Regions from separate parts of the Homo sapiens genome. Here region 2 is linked to region 1. The links are chromatin loops, found by intact Hi-C in ENCODE. Cell type or tissue: psoas muscle. All regions are shown on one strand. Links, peaks and the distances in the headings refer to the core of each region. The heading gives the core; the rest is flanking DNA.

What was found. A loop is a pair of places that touch in the nucleus more often than their neighbours do. Peaks named below come from ENCODE experiments on the same cell type or tissue, not always from the same donor. Only the 100,000 strongest peaks of a DNase experiment are listed, where the experiment ranks them.
Region 2: a loop joins it to region 1, with 5 times the contacts of the local background. A loop is called at or near these places in 1 of 110 quality-filtered maps.

What each region holds. Positions count from the first base shown.
Region 1 is chr17:60,978,751-60,986,539 of GRCh38, forward strand. All of the region lies in intron 14 of BCAS3 (BCAS3 microtubule associated cell migration factor), which reads left to right. Among named protein-coding and RNA genes, the nearest start is that of BCAS3-AS1, 150 kb to the right of the region's middle. In psoas muscle, for the core only: no CTCF peak of the experiment used is centred there; no DNase peak of the experiment used is centred there.
Region 2 is chr17:60,788,036-60,795,824 of GRCh38, forward strand. The region is part of intron 6 of BCAS3 (BCAS3 microtubule associated cell migration factor); the gene reads left to right. Among named protein-coding and RNA genes, the nearest start is that of BCAS3, 110 kb to the left of the region's middle. In psoas muscle, for the core only: no CTCF peak of the experiment used is centred there; a DNase peak (open chromatin) is centred at 4,376; H3K27ac peaks cover 399 bases.

The DNA of each region.
Region 1 (7,789 bases), core at 2,240-6,239:
AAATAGGGAATCCTTTCCCCATTGCTTGTTTTTGTCAGGTTTGTCAAAGATCAGATAGTTGTAGATATGCGGCGTTATTTCTGAGGGCTCTGTTCTGTTCCATTGATCTATATCTCTGTTTTGGTACCAGTACCATGCTGTTTTGGTTACTGTAGCCTTGTAGTATAGTTTGAAGTCAGGTAGTGTGATGCCTCCAGCTTTGTTCTTTTGGCTTAGGATTGCCTTGGCGATGCGGGCTCTTTTTTGGTTCCATATGAACTTTAAAGTAGTTTTTTCCAATTCTGTGAAGAAAGTCATTGGTAGCTTGATGGGGATGGCATTGAATCTGTAAATTACCTTGGGCAGTATGGCCATTTTCACGATATTGATTCTTCCTACCCATGAGCATGAAATGTTCTTCCATTTGTTTGTATCCTCTTTTATTTCCTCGAGCAGTGGTTTGTAGTTCTCCTTGAAGAGGTCCTTCACATCCCTTGTAAGTTGTATTCCTAGGTATTTTATTCTCTTTGAAGCAATTGTGAATGGGAGTTCACTCATGATTTGGCTCTCTGTTTGTCTGTTGTTGGTGTATAAGAATGCTTGTGATTTTTGCACATTGATTTTGTATCCTGAGACTTTGCTGAAGTTGCTTATCAGCTTAAGGAGATTTTGGGCTGAGACAATGGGGTTTTCTAGATATACAATCATGTCGTCTGCAAACAGGGACAATTTGACTTCCTCTTGAATACACCTTTATTTCCTTCTCTTGCCTAATTGCCCTGGCCAGAACTTCCAACACTATGTTGAATAGGAGTGGTGAGAGAGGGCATCCCTGTCTTGTGCCAGTTTTCAAAGGGAATGCTTCCAGTTTTTGCCCATTCAGTATGATATTGGCTGTGGGTTTGTCATAGATAGCTCTTATTATTTTGAAATACGTCCCATCAATACCTAACTTATTGAGAGTTTTTAGCATGAAGGGTTGTTGAATTTTGTCAGAGGCCTTTTCTGCATCTATTGAGATAATCACGTGGTTTTTGTCTTTGGTTCTGTTTATGTGATGGATTATGTTTACTGATTTGCGTATGTTGAACCAGCCTTGCATCCCAGGGATGAAGCCCACTTGATCATGGTGGATAAGCTTTTTGATGTGCTGCTGGATTCGGTTTGCCAGTATTTTATTGAGGATTTTTGCATCAATGTTCATCAAGGATATTGGTCTAAAATTCTCTTTTTTGGTTGTGTATTTGCCCGGCTTTGGTATCAGGATGATGCTGGCCTCATAAAATGAGTTAGGGAGGATTCCCTCTTTTTCTATTGATTGGAATAGTTTCAGAGGGAATGGTACCAGTTCCTCCTTGTACCTCTGGTAGAATTCGGCTGTGAATCCATCTGGTCCTGGACTCTTTTTGGTTGGTAAGCTATTGATTATTGCCACAATTTCAGATCCTGTTATTGGTCTATTCAGAGATTAAACTTCTGGGCGGAAGCACTTTCTAAGTGGCTACACCATTTATATTTCCCCTATGGAAATTTGAGTGTTTCAGTTTCTACACATCCTCACCAAAACTTATCATCTTTTTTTATTTTAGCCATTCTTTTCGGTATGAAGTGGTATCTCATTGTGGTTTTTATTTGCATGTCCTTAATGACTAATGATGTTGAGAGTCTTTTCATATGCTATTGGCCATTTGTTTATCTTCTTTGGAGAAATATTTGTCCCAGTCCTTTATTTATCAGATGTATTATTTGCAAATACTTTCCCTCATTCATTTTATGGCTTTTTTAACTTTCTTAATGGTATTCTTTTTTTTTTTTTTTTTTGAAACAGGGTCTCACTCTGTCTCCCAGGGTAAAATGCAGTGCTGCAATCACAGCTCACACCAATCTTGACCTCCCTGGGCTCAAGCAATACTCCCACCTCGGCCTCCTGAGTAGCTGGGACTACAGGCGCACACCAGTATGCCCAGCTAATTTTTCTATTTTTTTTGCAGAGACAGGGTTTCACCATGTTGCCCAGTCTAGTCTTGAACTTGTGGGGTCAAGTGATCTGCCCAGCTCAGGCTCCCAAAGTGTTGGGATTATAGACAGGAGCCACTGTACCTGACCTTTATTTATTTATTTATTTATTTTGGAGGCAGGTTTTCACACTGCTGGCATGCAGTGGCACCAGTATGGCTCACTGCAGCTTCAAGCTCCTGGGCTGAAGCGATTCTCCCACCCTAGCCTCTTAAGTAGCTGGAACTACAGGCATGTGCCACCATGCCAGGCTAATGTGTTTTTATTTTTTGTAGAGACAGGTCCTTGCTATGTTGCACAGGCTGGCCTTGAACTCCTGGCCTCCAGCAGTCCTCCCACTTCCCCCTCCCAAAGTGCTGGGATTATAGGCATGAGCTACCATGCCCAGCCAATGTATTCTTTGTACATGCAAAGTTTTTAATGTTGAAGAAGTATGATTTGTCTACTTTGACTTGGGTTGCTTATAGGTGATCTCGATTAAGAGTCCAAGTAAGAGACTAATATAGTAACCTTGTAGATGATAGTGTTTTAAGTGTATTTTTTTTTTTTCTTGAGACAGGGTCTCGCTCTGTCACCCAGGCTGGAGTGCAGTGGCATGATCTTGGCTCACTGCAGCCTCTGCCTCCTCCCAGGTTCAAGCAATTCTCCTGCCTCAGCCTCCCTAGTAGCTGGGATTACAGGCATGTGCCACCACACCCAGCTAATTTTTGTATTTTTAGTAGAGACAGGGTTTCACCATGTTGGCCAGGCTGGTCTGGAACCCCTTACCTCAAGTGATCTGCCTGCCTTGGCTTTCCAAAGTGCTAGGATTACCTACGTGAGCCACTGTGCCCAGCCACAAGAGTGATAGCAGTATGTTGATAGCAGTGAAAACAGACATTTGGACAGAGTTGCAATGTATTTTTATGAGGACAATAATAATAATAGCAAACATCTTTGTATAGTGCTTATTAAGTGCTAGGCACTGTTCTAAGTGCTGTATGCAGTAACTCATACCCAACAACCCTATGAAATTGGCATAATTATTCCTGTTTTGCAAATGAAGAATCTCAAGGCACAGAGCTGGTAATTAACTTTCATATGGCCATATAGCTTGTAAGTAGTAGATATATTTACTGTGATATATTGCCTCTAGGTAAAGCTTATATATGGCTTTATATTTATAGTACTGTTTCCATGTATTTTCATAATCTTCTATAATATTAAACTTTGTAGATTGTTTCATTTCAAATTGGTATTTTAAATCTAATCTGAAAAGAAATTATATGTGTATGCACAAATGTGTATATGTAGTTATGTAATATATATAAATGGATAGATATACTGTATATTTGCATTAAGAGTTGCCTGAAAGAAGGATGTGTTCCAAGATAATGAGAAATAGTTGTGGGATTTATGTGTGTGTGATTTTTTTAAAATACCAAAGTTATTTTCTGTATTTATGTTCATTATTTTATTATATATAGCTATATTCTACCTTGAAAACAAAATAAACAAAATATCTGCTTGCTATTGAATGTCATTTTTCTTCTTTTAAGCAGATAATCCATATTTTTTAAATTAATTAATTTATTTTACAGATTGGGGGTCTCACTCTGTTGCCCAAGCTAGAGTACAGTGGCACAGTCATAACTCACTGCAGCCTCATAACTCCTGGGCTTAAGCGATCCTTCTACCTTAGCCTCCTGAGTAGCTGGAGCTACAAGTGCATCATTGCGCCTCGCTTGCTATTGAATTCTTTAAAGTACCTTAAAAATAAAGTATCTTAATTTCATTGGTCTCATGTTCTTAACTCATGTCTTGTATGGATTTTTCTTAAGGGAAGACTTTCTTTAGTTTTTCCTCTCTCTACTGTGGAGAATCTAATAACACTAACTTTGAATTTCAACTGAGCAAAAGATTATTCCCATAAAAAGAATGTCTTTCTTCTCATTGTAGATCTATATTACAAAAAACTATATTGAATTATTATATTTTGAATTGCATCAACAAAAATTTTGTCAAAATTTGGTTTTTCTCTTGTTATAAACAACAACTACATGGTACCTTTGATTTTGCTTTCTTGTCTTCAAGGCCTAAAATTTATTATCTGGTCCTTTACAGAAAAAGTTTACTGAACCCAGTTCTAAAAAAAACCTCCACTTCTCTCATGTCCACAAACATTTTCTGTGTCAGTTCTATAGGATTCTGAAATGTGGCCAACCAGGAGCACATATACTTTATCTCTTGCTATTCACATCTGCTTAGTTCCTGAGTTTAAAATATTGACTAGTGAGTGTCTTAAAGAAAAAAATATATAAATATGTTTGTGTCCTAAATTTGAGAGCAGGGGTTTGAATAGTGAGTGGTACCTGTACTTGTTTATTATTTGTTACCACGGTTGCCTAATCTGTACATGGTAAATGTTATTTGTCATGATATTCATGATATTTAGTGCTGTAGAATTAAATCAGTAATGCGACTCGACTCCTATCTAGCTCTTCTTTTTGTGATGAGAATATGTTAATTACAAATAACATTCCATAATTGAGGTCCAAAAATCATGCAGATAATGTCATCACCTTATTACTAGTTTTCCATTTTTACAGGTTTTTTTCATTTTTAATAATGTCTGAAAAACCGTCCAGCTAGTTAACTAATAGCAACAGTTATATTATTTTACATCTTGTGGATAGGCAACTTGTTATCCTCTGTAATGTTATTTAAAGGATTAAACTTTCCCTACTTATTTTGACAGCTAGTATCTTTAGCAGTCCTTCTCTGCTCATTTATATATGCTGATATGTCTTCAAGGTCATAGAGCAGAATCACTTCTCTATTAGCAGTTTTCTAAAAAAGCATTAGGTGGAATTCTGTCTTCCTGCCTTGATACTGTTACTAACACCACCTCTATATCCTGAGTAGTCTAAAAATGAAAGAAAGAAACTCCTTTTTATTGACAGACCAGGAAGTGGTCTTGATTATAAGTGTTTTGGAAAAAGATGTTAGATAACATAGTTCAATTTCACTGTGGCTGGAACATAAATTGCTCAATGATAAATCTAAGGATGCCTTTCTTTATATAGTTGACTCTGTCATGTGAAAATGCATTTCATATTATGATATTAATTTCTTCCGGTACTATATTTCTTTTCTCTTACTTCTTCTGTTTACACCTTTGTTCGTCCTGCTTTTCCCTTCCTCTTGCTTTTCTACGACTTTCATCCTTTCTTTTAATAGGACCCCTGATCTATTCAGAAAAGTCAGTTAAGCTGAACATAATCGTAGGCAAGCTACAGAGGTTAAACACTTCTGGAATAACTATTTATCTGAAATGCTGGAATTGTTGGGAGTTAAATTTCTCAGCTTTTAGGACAGTCTTTAATTATATCATTAATGTGTCATTTGGATGTGTCACAATAGTCGAGATTGGCAGGCATGTGGTTGAATTTTGAGTTTGTTCATGTACTGATGATGTTTGTGTAGCAGTTTTCTAGCAATGAAGTATCTTGTCTTGATACATAAGACTAAAATTTCTTTTTTATTTAAAAGATTCCAGGCTCTATTAGAAACTTGTACTTTGATGGCTACCTAGAGCTTTTGTTTGTGGTGCGTTTCTGAAATATGTAGTCTTATTTGAAGACCTAATACACTGAAAAGTGTTTCTCTGACCACTTGGGGACTTTTACCTAATTCATGTTATTATAATGAAGCTAATATGCCTCATGCACATAGATATGTATATATACAGCTTTTTTTTAATTTTTAATTTTTGTGGGTACATAGTAGTTATGTATATTTATGGAGTACTTGAAATATTTTGATACAGGCATATAGTACATAATAATCACATCAGGGTAATTGGGGTATCCATCACCTCAAGCATGTATCCTCTGTGTTACAAACAGTCCAATTACACTCTTTTAATTATTTAAAAAAATTTTTTGTGGGTACATAGTAGGTAGTTATATATATTTGTAGAGTACATGAAATGTTTTGTTTTATCCAGGCACAGTGGCTCACGCCTGTAATCCCAGCATTTTGGGAGGCCAAAGTGGGCAGATCACCTGAGGTCAGGAGTTTGAGACCAGCCTGGCCAAGATGGTGAAACCCCATCTCTACTACAAATACAAAAATTAGATGGGCGTGGTGGTGCATGCCTGTAATCCCAGCTATTTGGGAGGCTGAGGCAGGAGAATCACTTGAACCCAGGAGACAGAGGTTGCAGTGAGCCGAGATTGCACCACTGCACTCTAGCCTGGGTGACAGAGTGAGACTCCATCTCAAAAAAAAAAAAAAAAAAAAAAGTTTTGTTTTAATACGGGCATACAATGTCAAATAAGTGCATAGTGAAGAATGGGGTACCCATCTCCTCAAGCATTTATCCATTTGAGTTATAAACGATTCAACTGTATTCTTTTTTTTTTTTTTTTTTTTTGAGACAGAGTTTCACTCTTGCTGCCCAGGTGGGAGTGCAGTGGCATGATCTCAGTTCACTGCAACTTCTGCCTCCAGGGTTCAAGTGATTCTCCTGCCTCAGCCTCCCCAGTAGCTGGAAGTACAGGCATGCGCCACTATGCCTGGCTAATTTTTTGTATTTTTAGTAGAGACAGGGTTTCACCATATTGGCCAGGCTGGTCTCAAACTCCTGATCTCAGGTGATCCACCCGTCTTGGCCTTCCAAAGTTCTGGGATTATGGGTGTGAGCTGTCACACCTGGTCCCAATTATATTCTTTAAGTTATTTAAAAATATATGATTAAGTTATTATTGACTATAGTCACCTTATTGTGCTATCAAATAGTAGGTCTTATTTATTCTATTTAAAAATGTAGAATTAAATTATTATTGACTACAGTCACCCTGTTGTGCTATCAAATACCAGATATTATCCATTCTTTCTATTTTTCGTACCCATTAGCCATCCCTACTCCCCCCTCCTCCCTCCACTACCCTTTCCAGCCTCTCGTAAACATCCTTCTACTCTCTATCTCCATGAGTTTATTATTTTGTTTTATTGATTGATTGATTGAGATGGAGTTTCGCTCTGTCGCCCAGCCTGGAGTTCAGTGGCACGATCTCAGCTCACTGCAACCTCCACCTCCTGGGTTCAAGAGTTTCTTCCACCTCAGTCTCCCAAGTAGCTGGAATTACAGGCGCACGCCAACACACCAGGCTAATTTTTGTATTTTTAGTAGAAACAGGGTTTCACCATGTTGACCAGGCTGGTCTTGAACTCCTGACCTCAAGTGATCTGCCTGCCTTGGCCTCCCAAACTGCTGGGATTACAGGCCTAAGCTACCATGCCTGGCCAAGTTCCTTGTTTTACGTTTTAGATCCCACAAATAAGTGAGAACATGCAAAGTTTGTCTTTCTGTAAGTGGCTTATTTCACTTAACATAATAACCTCCAGTTCTGTCCATGTTGTTGCAAATGACAGGATATTATTCTTTCTTTTTATGGCTAAATAGTACTCCATTGCGTATATATACCATATTTTCTTTATCCATTCATCTGTTGATGGGTCCTTAGGTTGCTTCCACATCTTGGCTATTGTGAATAATGCTGCAATAAACATGGGAGTGCAGATATCTCTTTGATATACTGATTTCCTTTCTTTCGAGTATATACCTAGCAGGGGAATTGCTGGATCATACGGTAGCTCTAGTTGTAGTTTTTTCAGGAACCTCCAAATTGTTCTCCATAGTGGTTGTATTAATTTACATTCCCACCAATAGTGTATGAGGGTTCCCTTTTCTCCACATCCTTGCCATCGTTTGCTATTACCTGTCTTTTGGATAAAAGCCTTTTTTTAA
Region 2 (7,789 bases), core at 2,256-6,255, 190 kb before region 1:
CTCAGTGCTTTGCGTATATTATCTTTTTACAACAGTACTATGTGGCGTATTGGTACTTATCCCCATTTTACAGATGAAAGGATTAAAACACTAAGGGATTAAATGCAGACGCCTTTATCAATAATTTTGTTTACAATTTTCAGCAGATGAGTTGATCATTAATTTTTTTTGACAGTAGCTTTTTCAGTGAGTAAGGGTAACAGAAAAGAATTCTTGTCTAGCTTTAAGGTTCATACATGGCATTTAGTACTACAAGAATTTGGACAAGTTATTTAACCTCTCAAGATCACTTTACTCCTCTATAAAATGGAAGATTTGTGTTTGGTGCTTTTTAAGGTCTGATGAGTCTAATCTGTGAAAGAGCACAGGGAGCTGATTATCAAAGTGAAATAGAAGGTACCATTAAAGGTTAAGGGATACCTCATATATTTAACCTTCAAAAAATACTGTCTTTAATATAGTTTAATAAACTTTTTGAAGTCACTGTGGAGGCTAAAATGTGCACACATATTTTAGATATTTGAGGGAAATGGCAAAGATGTCTTTGGTGATCATATTTAGTTGAAACAATTCAAGGTAATATGATTTATGTCTTGTTTTTCCTTTTTTGTGGGTTTGTTGATGGTGCCTGGAGCCTCTCTATTTTCCTATTTCTCCCTCTTTATCTCATCTTCCACTTCATCTCTCTTCTCTGTCTCAAAAAATTGCTCACAAGTTCCTGTTTAGATAAATGAGAGTATTATTCAATTCATAATGATTATTTATAGAAAATTTGGTAAGAAAATAGAATTTTGTAGCGCACAACAACCTTGACAGAATCTAAAAATTTACATATAAAATGTATTGGCAATAGAATAAAACTTTATGGATAAAATTTAGATTTGCAAAATTTGACTATACCTTGAAAGCTCACATTGAGTGAATATATAAGTTAATCTCAACAAGGACAAACTAACTGAATCAAATCTATCTTAAAAATGATTTCAGTAAAATAAAAAATGAAGCAGAAGACTTGGAAATGGTTTAAATGATAAATTTAGTTGTTCAATGGAATCCTTCTAGAAAATATTTTTCTCAGTGAAAATTGATTAGTTTCAGCATACTTTTGCATAAAATCTTCACATTGAAGACATAATCCTTAACATCAAAAGAGAAGAGTTGAGATATTTCATTATCAGTTGGATTTTTATTTGCCTCTGGGTCTATTTTTGGACCCAGGCAGAAGCTGTTTCTATTTTATGTCTTGAAAAATCCTTAAGGCTGATTTCTGAGCTTAAATCCTTTGGTTTAAATGAGTTTACAATGGTGTGTGTGGTGGGGGATATTATTTAACATTTTCTGACAAGGAAACGCTTTTGAATTTTGTTGCGTGGGAGAGGAGTTGGTGACTTGGTGGGCAAGCCCATTTTCATTACTTTAATTGTGCGATTTATTAGGATTTTAAGCTTTTTATAAATGTTTTAGTGTTATAGGACAGAATTAAAAGGATTTAGCATAAAAGGAGTTTAACAAAAGGACTTTGCAACAGGATTGCAATAGTTTTTATATTTGATGGATTTGGCTAGCCGCTTTTCATTTCAATCATCATGGTACATTCTGTTAAATGCTGTAGAACAGGTGTGTGTAACGTCATTCTCTCTATTGTACATGCAAATAAACACACAATTTTATATATAAAAAGTTAATCCACTGCAATTTGGAGGATTATGTTATGGGAGGGTGATGACTCCATTAGGCATCATGAAGAATGAAGAGTACATGCTATTTATACTGCAGGAAAAAACAAGTTAATAGCTACAATGTTCATGAGATGTAGAATTTTTATGTGGACACTTTTATTCAAGATATCCACAATAAAATTATTTAAATGAAAATTAAGATTTTGTTACATTGTTTTCTAACCTTGAAATGAGAATATTTTTTTTTTCTGGATGGTCTGCCTTATATAAAGTTGGAAGTTTAGTTAGTATTTGTTTATTGTAGATTGTGGTGTTTTCTACTTGCATGGACTTTCTAGTAAATGTGTTGGGAGTTATTGCCATTCTCAGTATAGGGCTTTTATTTTGTAGTTTAAAATTTTAGCTTCTTTGATTATCCATAAACTTTATAAATTTTTAGTAAGTATTATGTGCCTGATCTAGAGAGCAAAGTTTGCTGGACTGATATACTTCAGTAGGTTAGTGAAAACTACTGGAGTTCTTCAATTCAGGTTTGAGAAAAACAATCACAACATTCTTGCCAGTATTATTTGCATTTTAAAAACTTGATGTTTCATTGATCAAAATATCAAATTGATATGCATAATACAGGTACAAACTGTAAAGACCTTGGAAAGACCAGGAAGTAGAAGGAAAATAGCCATTGTTAAAGGTGAAGGCAAAATATGTAGGAGTGAAGAATTGGCTCTGTATAGAGGAAGTTCAGTTATAATTAATTTGGAACATAAATATTATGGACTGTGGGCCTGTTAATTTTTAACTTATGCTTGGATCAAAAGTAATATTGTTAACTGTGAAATCTGATTTGTTTAGCAGGAGTAATGGCACACCATGTACAGTAAATTATGTTTGAACAAACCTATTCTTGATGCTTTCTCACTACATTATCACAGATTTGTTTAAAAGATATAGGCACTGATTATTATATAATTCTAAAATATTTAAATAACTATAGTTTTATTCATAAACATTAGTTGTGTTTGTAGGTTTTTTTTTTTTTTTTTTTTTGAGATAGAGTCTTGCTCTGTTGTCCAGGTTGGAGTGCAGTGGTGTGATCTCAGCTCACTGCAGCCTCTGCCTCCCCGGTTTAAGCAATTCTCCTACCTCAGCCTCCCAAGTAGCCAGGATTACAGGCGTGCACCACCACGCCTGGCTAATTTTTGTATTTTTACTAGAGATGGTTTCACCATGTTGGCCAGGCTGGTCTTGAACTCCTGACCTCAGGTGATCCACCTGCCTCGACCTCCCAAAGTGCTGGGATTACAGGCATGAGCCACTGCACTCGGCCTTAGTTTTGTTTTTCTTTTAGAGGTGAAGATCTTGCTATATTGCCCAGGCTGGAGTGCAGTGGCTATTCACAGGTATAATCATAGAGCACTAGAGCCTCAAACTGCTGGGCTCAAACCTCCGGTGTAGATACTATAGTCTGGTGTCTAAGAAATGATAGAACTTGTCTTAACTTAATTTTCAGTCTTAATTATTATAATCACAGTTAAAAAGTATTAGTTAAGTCACAATCTCAGTATATTACCATTAACCTTTCCTTCTTTGGATTAGACCTCATTATTTTTGGAGGGATCAATTAACATGGATTGTTAATGTTACAAATGCTTTCTACTGACCAGGTGTGGTGACTCACGTCTGTATCCCAGCTCTTTGGGAGGCTGAAATGGGATAATCACTTGAGGCCAGGAGTTTAAGACTAGCCTGGGCACAGAGAGAGACCTCTATCTCTACAAAATATTAAAGAATTAGCTGGGCATGGCGGCGCATGTCTGTAGTACTAGCTGACTGGGAGGCTGATGAGGAAGTATCATTTGAGCCTAGGAGTTAGTGGCTGGAGTGAGCTATGATGTCCAGCCTAGGTGACAGAGCAAGACCCCATCTCTGAAAAACAGACACAAGAAATGCTTTTTATCACCCAGCCTAAGAAATAAAACAAAGAGTTTTGAAGTCCCCTGGCTACACTTTCCAAATATTTTCTTCTTCCTAAACCCGTAAGAGTTAAATCCCTATCCTGAAATTAGTGTTTATCTTTTTTATGTATTTATGTATCCATGGATATTTGTCATGTTGAAATATGATCCCTGGCTGGGCGCAGTGGCTCACGCTTGTAATCCCAGCACTTTGGGGGGCTGAGGCGGGCAGATCACGAGGTTAGGAGTTCAAGACCAGCCTGGCCAACACAGTGAAACCCCATCTCTACTAAAAATACAAAAATTAGCTGGGCATGGTGACAAGCGCCTGTTATCCCAGCTACTCAGGAGGCCGAGGCAGGAGAATTGCTTGAACCCGGGAGGTGGAGGTTGCAGTGAGCCGAGATCGTGCCACTGTACTCCATCTTGGGCGACGGAGCTAGACTCCATCTCAAAAACAAAAAACAAACAAACAAAAATCCCCGTTGTGGCAATGTTGGAAATGTTGGGAGGTGGTGATGGCAGTGGTGGCCATGGCAGTGGCTGCTCCTGGGCTGCATGCTCCACGGAGCCGGTGGAAGCCAGGAACAGGCAGAAGCCCCACCTTCTGAGTTGGCAGGGCAGGAGCTTCGTGCATGGGCCTCGTGCTGGCACCTCGAGCTGCCCGCCCTGCCATAGCCAGCATGCCTGGCTGTCAGCAGTGGGTGAACCCCCCGCTCGCTTGCTTACACATGCCTCACCACTCTGCTTGCCCTTGGCAGGCATGGGATCCAGCCTGGTAGTGTGAGCAGAGCACAGCCTGCCAGGCTGAGTGGGCCCAGTGGGCCCCGAGGGAAACTTGGGCAGCAGTGCTACTGGCCACAGAGGTTTCCGGCTGGCGAAGTGACACTTCAAGGATTCTGTAACAGTGGGGCCTGGTGAAGGTACTTGGATCATGGGGACAGATCCCTCATGAATAGATTAATGCCCTCCCTAGGGAGTGAGTGAGTTCTAGTTTCCAGAAGATCTGGCTGTTAAAAAGAACCTCCCCAGCCGTTTGGCATGTGATCACTGCAAATGCTGGCTCACTTCTGCTTTGTGTTATGAGTTGAAGCTGACTGAAGCCCTCATCAGATGCTCAATATTGAACTTTCCAGCCACTAGAAGTGTGAGCCAAGTAAACCCCTTTTCTTTAGACTACCCAGTCTCAGGTATACTGTTATGGCAACACTAATTGGACTAAAACAATGAGTGTGACTGCTTTATTTTTTTATTTTTATTTTTTCCCCTCTGCCACCCTAGTGTGACTGTGTTAGATATCTCATCTCAGTGGAATCATGTAATATTTATCTTTTTATGATTGGTGTATTTCACTTATAATGTTCTCAAGGTTCATCCATGTTGTAGCATGTGACAGGATTTCCTTCTTTATTTTTATTTTTAAATTTTTAATTAATTAATTATTTTTAGATGGAGTCTCACTCTGTCGCCCAGGCTGGAGTGCAGTGGCACGATTTCTGCTCACTGCAACTTCTGCCTCCTGGGTTCAAGCAGTTCTCTGCCTCAGCCTCCCGAGTAGCTGGGATTACAGGCACCTGCCACCATGCCCTGCTAATTTTTTTGTTTTTAGTAGAGATGGGGTTTCACCATCTTGGCCAAGCTGGTGTTGAACTTCTGACCTCTTGGTCCACCCGCCTCAGCCTCCCAAAGTGCTGGGATTACAGGTGTGAGCCACCGTGCCTGGCCTTTATTTTTATTTTTTATTTTTCCATAAGTTATTGGGGGTACAGGTGGTATTTGGTTACATGAGTAAGTTCTTTGGTGGTGATTTGTGAGATTTTGATGCACCCATCACCTGAGCAGTATACACTACACCATATTTGCAGTCTTTTATCCATCGCCCCCATCTCACTTTCCCCCCAAGTCCCCAAAGTCCACTGCATCATTCATATGACTTTGCGTCCTCATAGCCTAGCTCCCACATATTAGTGAGAACATATGATGGTTGGTTTTCCATTCCTAAGTTACTTCACTTAGAATAAAAGTCTCCAATCTCATCCAGGTCACTGCAAATGCTGTTAGTTCATTCCTTTTTATGGCTCAGGAATATTCCATCATATATATATATATACACACCAGAGTTTCTTATCCACTTGTTGATTGATGGGCATTTGGGTTGGCTCCATGATTTTGCAATTGTGAACTGTGCTGCTATAAACATGTGTGTGTAAGTATCTTTTTTGAATAATGACTTCTTTTCCTCTGGGTAGATACCCATAGTGAGATGCTGGATCAAATGGTCGTTCTACTTTTAGTTCTTTAAGGAATCTCCACACTGTTTTCCCTAGTGGCTGTACTAGTTTACATTCCCACCAGCAGTGTAGAAGTGTTCCCTGATCGCCGCATCCACACCAACATCTACTGTTTTTTGATTTTTTGATTATGGCCATTCTTGCTGGAGTAAGGTGATACTGCTTTGTGGTTTTGACTTGCATTTCCCTGATCATTAGTGGTATTGAGCATTTTTTCATATGTTTTTTGGTCACTTGTCTATCTTCTTTTGAGAACTGTCTATTCATGTCCTTAGCCTACTTTTTGATGGGATTGTTTTTTTCTTACTAATTGGTTTGAGTTCGTTGTAGATTCTGGATATTAGCCCTTTGTCAGATGTGTAGATCGTGAAAATTTTCTCCCACTCTATGGATTGTCTATTTGCTTTTCTGACTGTTCCTTTTGCTATGCGAAAGCTCTTTAGTTTAATTATGTCCTAGCTATTTATCTGTGTTTTTATTGCATTTGCTTTTGGGTTCTTGGTCATGATATCTTGCCTAAGGCAATGTCTAGAAGGGTTTTTCCAATGTTATCTCCTAGAATTTTTATAGTTTCAGGTCTTAGGTTTAAGTCCTTAGTCCATCTTGGGTTGATTTTTGCATAAGGTGAGAGGTGAGGATCCAGTTTCATTCTCCTACAGGTGGCTAGCCAATTATCCCAGCACCATTTGTTGAAAAGGGTGTCCTTTCCCCACTTTATGTTTTTGTTTGCTTTGTTGAAGATCAGTTGACTGTAAGTATTTGGGTTTATTTCTGGGTTCTCTACTCTGTTCCATTGGTCTATGTACCTATTTTTATAAAGTACCACACTGTTTTGGTGACTATGGCCTTAGAATATGGTTTGAAATTAGGTAGTATGAGGCCTCCAGATTGGTTCTTTTTGCTTAGTCTTGCTTTGGCTATATGGGCTCTTTTTTGGTTCCATATGAATTTTAGAATTGTTTTTTCTAATTCTGTGAAGAGTGATGGTGGTATTTTGATGGGGATTGCATTGAATTTGTAGATTGCTTTTGGTAGTATGGTCATTTTCACAATATTGATTCTACCCATCTGCGAGCGTGAGCATGGGATATGTCTCCATTTGTTTTTGTCATCTGTGATTTCTTTCAGCAGTGTTTTGTAGTTTTCCTTGTAGAGGTCTTTTGAGTCCTTGGTTATGTATATTCCTAAGTATTTTATTTTATTTTTATTTTTGCAGCTATTATAAAAGGGCTTGAGTTCTTGATTTCATTCTCTTCTTGGTCGCTGTTGGTGTATAGAAGAACTACTGATTTGTGTATATTAATTTTATATCCGGAAACTTTGCTGAATTCTTTCATCAGTTCTAGGAGCTTTCTGTAGGAGTCATTAGGGTTTTCAAGGTAAATGATCATATTGTCAGCAAACAGTGACAGTTTGATTCCTCTTCACTGATTTGGATGCTCTTTATTTTTTTCTCTCGTCTGATTGCTCTGGCTAGGACTTCCAGTACTATGTTGAAGAGGAGTGGTGAAAGTGGGCATCCTTATCTTGTTCCAGTTCTCAGAGGGAATGCTTTCAACTTTTCCCCATTCAGTATTATGTTGGCTGTGGGTTTGTTATGGTTGGCTTTTATTACATTAAGGCATGTCCCTTGTATGATGATTTTGCCAAGAGTTCTAATCATAAAGGGGTGCTGGATTTTGTTGAATGCTTTTTCTGCATCTATTGAGATGAGCATGTGATTTTGTTTGCTTGTTTGTTTGTTTGTTTGGCGGAGTCTCGCTGTGTTGCCCAGGCTGGAGTGCAGTGCTGTAATCTTGGCTCCCTGTAGCCTCCGCCTCCTGGGTTCAAGAGATTCTTGTGCCTCAGCCTCCTGAGTAGCTGG